2 separate regions of the Homo sapiens genome follow, and region 1 is linked to region 2. The links are chromatin loops, found by intact Hi-C in ENCODE. Cell type or tissue: mammary epithelial cell. All regions are shown on one strand. Region 1 has its middle 170 kb from the start of WDR1. Region 2 has its middle 120 kb from the start of ZNF518B.

Region 1 (4,000 bases), 53 kb after region 2:
GCACAAAGGGGATCAGAGCCTGGTCCAGAGCTCTGTGATGGAGGCTATCTAGGGAGTAGTCTTTCCTAGAGGCAGTGGTATTGTCAGAAGATGTTCTTTGGTGCAGAAACTGAAACACTTTTGCATTAATGTCAGTATAGAGGAAAGGTAATTATCAGGACACCCAGATAGAGACGTTTTGGACACAAAATCAATAAAGCTCAACATGTCATTGCTGGGAAGAGATGGGAATTAGTCATGAGCTTATCAGTCTAGAGATCAGCTCCCCACACTAGACATTCCTGGTATGAGTCAAGTGGCTTGGGGCTATCAGACCACTGACCTTGCACATCAGATCAAGGCACTCGAGGATGACCTCTGTAAGCAGGAGACAATCCACTTGGTGGCTGCCCTCAGTTACATGGACATCCCCACCACAGAAGCACTAGAATATGGCTCGGGAGGTGGACAGCAAAGCAGGCAATACCATAGTTACCTGGACAAAGCCTGTTCTGGTGGACAAAGGTGCCAAAGTCAAGTTCCTTGATGCGGTATAAAACCTGGTATACCAATAGCCATGGGCTCATCACTGAGGACTAGATAGGATCACCAGGTCTACTGGTTTAGTGTTACTCCCAAAGTAACTGTCACATATCACAGCTAGACAATAAGGTTCTGGTTTTCACGTTTGTCAGTGTGCAGGATCAAGGGTTCTGAACCTATTGGCAGCTCTACTGACACTGACCAACAGCTAGTTCATCACAAGAAGAGCCCTAGCATAACTTATTTCCCTTAGTATAATTATTCCAAGACTTCTGAGCCACTCTCCAAAAAAGTAAATCAAGGGAAAAAAGCACAACAGGGCTAATGACTGGAAGGCATCACCAACAGCTACATTTTCCACTCCGAAACACATAGGCTCCATGTTTGAGCCAAAGGTCAGTTAATCTGACGATGACACTGCAGACTGTAATGGCTTCAAAATTGTGCTGTCTCCCGACTGGCCCTGTCTATACTCAGGGGAAGATGCAATGTTGCTCATGACAAGTGTTCTTTCCACTTGTCTAGGACATTATTGTGTCTAGTGGCTCTAAAGGCATCTAGTGAAGACATATCAGTGTCCAGCTACAACCTTCTGGCATTTAGGTCTTCGCTTTATGTAGGGGAAATTTGGGGGTAGCATCCGAGACACCACAGCTTTGGGGGATATCTAAGTACAAGATACCATGAGCCCATTGAGTATAGGGGGACATAATTTTAGCCAGAAACACAAAGTACTTCTCAGTAGCATCCCCACCAGTCTATGTTCAGGTAGGAGAGCTTCTACATGAACTCACAGGACAGAGAACACTCACCTACAAGGCACCATGGTTTTTAGAATACAACCTTTGCAATGGAGACTAAGATCAAGAAAGTAGGATACAGTTCATATCCTCAAAGATCAAGTGTCAGATAACAGTGTATCAAAGAATGAAGTCATGAAACAGGTTAAGACATGCCACACCACTTAAAGTACAGTACTCTAAAATATGAGATCGTTTACATGAGAAGTAGGATACAATTTCCTGATACTCTGAATCACAAAGAAAATAGAAATGCTGCAATGCAGAACAAGTAGTTGCATTTTAGTCACTCAAACTGTTCTCATTTTGGTTCCACAAGTGTAGCATAGAAAAAGACAATGCATTAAGGCATTTGGTTTCTGGATACTATCCATGGCACAGGCCACGTGGTTCAAATATGGACTCTTCTTTTGGGATGGTTCATCTGTCAGAGGTATAGATCAACATAAGGAATAGCGTCTCATGATGCAAAAGTGGCATAACGGACTGCAGAAAATGTGAATAGTACCAGGAGCTAACAGCACACTTATTTTCTGTATCATATTTAGAATATAATTTCTATCATATCATCCTTATTAATCAGAACATTAAGTTTCATACAGAATTATTTTCGGTTCTAGACTTCCAAAGAGTTCTCTGTTGTAAGGGCTTGAACAAAGCAGTCTATCCAGTGTTGAATTCCTGATCAAGTCAATCTTGAAGCATGCTAGACAACTCACAGTAATAGGAAATGTTAACGAGCTTATTTCTAAGCAAACCTTTAATCCAGTACCACTGGGCAATTAACACTTTCAGATGGAACAACTTCAAATGGAACCTTTTGACAGGCCCCAGCCCTGTGATTGCTGCCAGGAAATTATGCTGAAGAATCACTCTGTAGCCTTCTAAAGTATCAAACAAAAAGTCTTTCTGATTGGACAAATCCCTCAATTCATCATCAACCAACTCTTAATTCAGAGCTGTTCCCTAAGAAGGAAACCTGTCTCAACTTCCAGGAAACCATGTTTGAAGCTCAACCTAAGACCAGCAGGGCACAGGGCACATGCTCACTTTGTCAGATGTAGGTTGTGCCAGTGGGTCAGCTCTACACACAGCACAGAGGATGCTGGGCCCTTGAATTTGATCTTCACTATCCAAAGGGAGTCCATGGCAGAGAAAATGGAACACCTCAGATCTGAGAACCATAAACGTGGAGGCCAGGGAAGTGGGGAAAGAGCATGGTGACCCAGGCCCAGTCAGTCAATATTACCTATGTAATCCACATCCAGGGGAACCTCCTGGGGTTAAATGAATGATCCCCACAAGAACAGTTTGGGATGGTCCAGGTAAAGTGTCCCACCACCTAAATCTGGTTTTCAAATGACCCTTATATGGATAGAAGTAACAAGAGTCTTGGCTACTTGTGTCCGTAGAAGGGCATCGAAATGACCTAGGTTATATTCATCAGTGGCTCATATCATGGGGATCAAAAGACAGAAGTGGGTAAAGCCAAGCCAAATCCAAACATGTCTGGGAGCGGCTTTCCCCTAGAGGAAGCAGCTTGACTTTGAGCTCCCATGATTCAAGAGAGCCTAGCCAAAGTGATTCAGAGGAGAATGGATACCTTTCACCAGGAACAAGAGTATTAATCCTCCAATCAAAGCGAGATGAACACTATTCTTACCAGCTCGAACTATGAAGAGGTTCTTTAATCAAGTAAGGGGCAATAGAGTATTTTAGATCCCTACCTCCCTAAACACATAATGAGGATTGTGGCAATGAAAAGCAAAAGGTGATAGACATTACCATATTCACACACATATTCACACACACGTACCATGTGTGAATATTGTAATGAGATATCATTTGATCAGAGATCAAAACCTGCTGACCTCCACGACCCTCAAAAGGAAGAATGAGAAGTATCTCAGTCAGCTTAGAATAAATCATGTTATGTAAAGAACATCTGACAAATGAGTCAGGTCTTATTTTAGAACCACAGGCATGCCATTCTGTTCAGTTTTGTCAGAAAAAGCTCAAGATTTAGAACAAGTCAACTTTTCTTGTGTTCAGAGAAAAGTTACTGTTTTATGTTATTCACTCCCAATGTTGCATTCATTATTCCCTATGCCGCCAACAGGCACTGAGCCCATTCTTCTGCACAAAGAGACACTTAGGTGGTTTGCTATTTGATTAGGATCACTGGGCTCAGGGGCCATGTTCTTACCCTTTGTTCACTTTTTTCCAAACAGAGCCACATTCCACCAGCACAGGAGATAAGTGCCTCAGAAGGGGAACAGTATGATCATGGCAGGCAGAGGTGGGGCCAAAGATTCAGAGTCTTATCCCTAAGGAGAGACATTGTGAGATACATTCCACCCCTCCCCAGAGAGACCTAAGGATGATTGGGCCACTGTCTTGTCTACATGACCAAGTGACAACTACCCTTTCAGTAGCTTCTAACCTTTCAGCAGTTCAGCATCCCACTCTGGGCCTTCAGAGATCACGTCCAAAAAAGACCAGATGTAGGCAAATTGACGTCTTGATCCTAATAGACTCTGAGCGTGTTAAGAAACATGCCAGTGGCACATTTAGGGAACATATTGAAATATGGTTGAAATCCAACTGAATGTATAATTTAGATATCATCCAGGAGGACTGTCATCAAAAGAGGGACAAAAGTTCAGATGAGAGTCCAA
Region 2 (4,000 bases):
ACTGTCTGAGTTACAGCGATGATAAGGAACAGCAACAGATAATTCAATACTTCCCTGCATTATGTTTAGAAAAATTTCCATCAGAATAAAATCTGTTGAAATGTAGATTTTGAATCCTATTAATCTGAAAATTCAGTACCACATAGGTACTAGTGTTGTGACCACTAAAACAGATCTGGAAGATCCAGTGAGGTAGACTCGATCTAGCCAATCCCGAAGCATGCTGTACTATGCCAAGAATCCAAATTAGCTAAAAATGCAGCTTATTTTTCTCTTGTAGGCAGGGCTTTAACCCAGTAGGACAGGGGTATTAAGACTTTTACATAGAACATTATCAAAGTGGATCCCATCTACCTTTGCAGAAGGCATCATAAGGGGAACTGCCTGACCTGCCACACCTGTCACAGCATAGGCTGTGCAACTGTGTCCTGGAGCCAGAACTCAAACCTTGATTCTGTGTCCAAGGCATGAACCAAGGAGTTTTCCGAACTAGCCACATACTTCATCAACCCACTCACACCAAGAAAGAAAATCAGAGCTGGTCTATAAAGAGGACAGACTGCTATGACCATGGGCAGCTGTATTTGGGGCTCAACCTAAGAACACTGGGAGAAGGGAAAAAGATTGTGAGACTTGGAATCAACCTAATAACATTGGGAGGAGAGGAGAGAAGAGATTGTGAGACTTGGAAGGGCCAGTCCTATGGCATGGATGTTGCTGGGCCTTTAACCTCTACCCTTGACCACAGCAAAGGGAGCAATGGCAAGGAAGGTTTAATACCCAAGACTGAGGTCTCAAGATGCAGAAGCCAGTGAGGGAAGACTCTGGTGACCCAGACCCAATCAATACTGCCCATGTAGTCCATTTTATGGGCATGAAATGGAGTGAATTTCTCCACCAGAAAAGTAGTGAGAAACCTCACCAGGAGCACTGTAAATCCTCTGGTTTAATAATGACCCTCATGTGGAAACAGTATCAATGCCAGTCACGCTAGAGTCAGAGAACAACCTAGGAACTGTCCAGAAGCTGAGGTAATAGAAGTGAAAAGCTACAGAGGATTGCAAAATTAAACCCAAGCACATTTATGAGCAGCTTGCAAGGGAAGACAGCACCAGGTACGGTGGATACAGGTACTTGGGTTAATCCTGCCAGGACTGCAAACAAGACAAGGGGTCCACACCAGCTTATTCAACCCTACACATTTCAATTGGGAGCCAGAGTTCTTTTGGCTGGAATCACAATTCAACCCCACACCCCCTACTCAAGGGAAAAAGTAGGAAATGCTGGAGGAGGGAAAAATAAATTCTGATGAAAAGATCATCAATGGCTCAATTTCAAATGGGATGCTGACTGTTCTTAGCAGCTTAGGACCATGTGGAAGCACACCTAAACTAAATGTTAAGAGTTGCAATCTTATTTACTCCTAAGTAGTATGTTCTATAGCAATAACAAGCAAAAGTTGACGTGTTCTTACAAGTATGCATTACAGCCCCATGAAGGACTGAGCATTGCAAATTTCGTCAACAATTATAACAGCATATGACAAGTGACATAAAATAGAAGGTAGATGACATTTTAGCTCTTGAATGAAACAGTCTCACCTCTTTGCTGTGGTAGAAAGCATGAGACTTAAAAGACAAAACATCCTTTGAATATAATGATCAGTCATCTCCATTTTTTATTCTCATTCTGATAAATTTAATAGAAACAGACTTTGCAGGAGATAGTTACACGACAAGGGTGAAAAAGACAGGGGTGTGTGAGCAGCTCTCCCAGGAGAAGGAGAAAGTCCCCATCACAGGAAGGAAGAGTGGGGAGCTCCTTGCTGCAGTAGACACTGAGGTCATTTGTCTTCTGCTGAGACAGAAACACAGGCAGCTGCACATTCTACTTGAATGACTGAGCTGCCCCAGGCCATGCCCTCATCCTCTCAGCTAGCTCATTTTCCTGCAGAGGCACCCCAGCAGCTCAGGGGAATAGATACTTGGGTAAAGAGAAAATTGGTGGAATGTTAGAGGTAGCGGGTTAAACCGGACTGTAGCCCTCCAGGAGGGATGTTGTGAAATGGATTGCTCGTGGTTCCTCCAGGGTCCCCAAGCAGTGTTGAGTCTCAGTCACCTCCATCAGTGACCAGCTCAATCCTAACCCCTCTTCAGTGGCTGCCCTCTCTACATTGCCACCCCCTTTCACTCTCCTCTGGGCTCCCTTGGATCACTTTCAAATAAGGGACCAATAAAGTAGGCAGATGAAGGGTCCCTCTTAAGTCCTCCTCCAAGCCCCGAGAACCCATGAATATGCTATGCTACACAGCAGGCAGGGAGTGAAGGGGAGAGACGGAAATGAGGTTGCTCATCATCTTGAAGGTACAGAGATTCCCGGGATTGCTCAGGGGGAGCAATGTCAGGAAAGTGATTCAAGTGTGAAAGTGGGAGAGGCAGGGAGAATTGGAGGGGAGAATCAGAATTCGAGATGTGGGTGCACACTGGGCAGACAGAGGTGGTCCCATCTGAGGCAGAAAAGGGTCCCCACACTGAAGGTTACAGAAGAAACAAGGTAAGGAATGCTGGGGGTCTCTAAAGATAGCTAAAGGCATGAAACAAATTGCCCAATGGAGCAGACAGACAACTTTGCCAACATTTTCATTTTTTCCGAGTGACTCCATTCTAAACACCTCTCATCTCTCTGATAGAATAAATTTATTTACATTTAAGCTCCTAATGCACTGATTACTTATCACAATACCATAGGAAATATAGCACCTGTCCAAAATTCTTACTTCAACATTCAGGGGAATCCAGAAGTCACTGCTTTTCACCTTCTATTTCAACTAGGAGGCCTTAGAACTCTCCTCTCTGGTGACCCTAATCCAGAAAACAGGCAAGAAGAATGGCCACACATCCTCTTAGCATCCCAGGAGGGAGATTTTGCAGTGATATTACAGATGGTTCTCATTTCAAGTGAGTGTCAAATGCTTTGAAATAGATTAAAACATGAAAGAAATCGGTATTTTGGTTTTCTATGGAGGAAACTAAATATACAGCACAGTACATTAATGAACTATTCTATGGAGCAAGACATCTTCCTCACTGGATTCTACCATCAGAGTAGAAATCATATATAAATCATTCCAAACACAAAAACCAAACATTTTCAAAATGCCCGTTTCCAAGCAACTAAGTAGACTGACAGACAACCGAGTGCTTCCTGAAGTTCTGCGTCCCAGAGAGGCTCCCACTTCACAGGAGAGCACGAGGTCCCTGCCTTTCCCAAGCTGTAGGTCAGCATGGCTCCCAACTAGCACATTTCTCACTGCACACTCACAACAGCAAGCTCTTCCTGACAGACAGCTCTAAATCATCTTCCTCTTCCCGCTATGTCTGCTGCCTTCCAGGCTCTTAGAATCACTTTCCAAGAAAGAAACACAAAACACAAACGTGAAAGGGTCTAAGATATGGAAAGCAAGACCAGCAGCGAGAACACTAGGAGAAAGGACCATGACATCCGAGACCCCCATCAGTACTGCCCACAAACTCCACACCCAGTGGAACTTTCCTGGGAGTAAAATGTCAAATCTCTGAGCAGTCAGGTGGTTGTACACTTTACCTGGACCATTCCAGGCACTCCGGCTTGGGAATGACTCTCACAAACACAAAATGAACAAGAGCACCCTGCAGACAAGGATCAAAGGCTAACCTAGGCTGTGTCTAAGAGACAGAGATGATGGGTGTCAAAGCACTTTATAAAGAACTGGGCAAAGTTACAGCAGACACTCTTGGCAGCAGCTTCCACTAGAAATCAGCACAGGTTCTGGTTGACTCAGGGACATGGTTTAGTCCCGCCAGGGACAGTTAGTATAAAAGTTTCAAAGGATCTCATCACTCCTGCTCATTCAATCCTAAAAGTTGTAATTGGGAGGCAGTGACTTTGGTCTCTCTCACTATGACTCAATGCATCCGAACAATGTGGGACATTGGAAGGAATACATTTCTTCCTTCAAAAT

Evidence for each region. A loop is a pair of places that touch in the nucleus more often than their neighbours do. Peaks named below come from ENCODE experiments on the same cell type or tissue, not always from the same donor. Only the 100,000 strongest peaks of a DNase experiment are listed, where the experiment ranks them.
Region 1: a loop joins it to region 2, with 2.0 times the contacts of the local background. A loop is called at or near these places in 1 of 110 quality-filtered maps.

Annotation. Positions count from the first base shown.
Region 1 is chr4:10,281,502-10,285,501 of GRCh38, reverse strand. It overlaps the pseudogene LOC100422637. Among named protein-coding and RNA genes, the nearest start is that of WDR1, 170 kb to the right of the region's middle. In mammary epithelial cell, no CTCF peak of the experiment used is centred here; DNase peaks (open chromatin) are centred at 261, 1,541 and 3,261; H3K27ac peaks cover 3,559 bases.
Region 2 is chr4:10,334,590-10,338,589 of GRCh38, reverse strand. No RefSeq gene overlaps it. Among named protein-coding and RNA genes, the nearest start is that of ZNF518B, 120 kb to the left of the region's middle. In mammary epithelial cell, no CTCF peak of the experiment used is centred here; a DNase peak (open chromatin) is centred at 1,899; H3K27ac peaks cover 741 bases.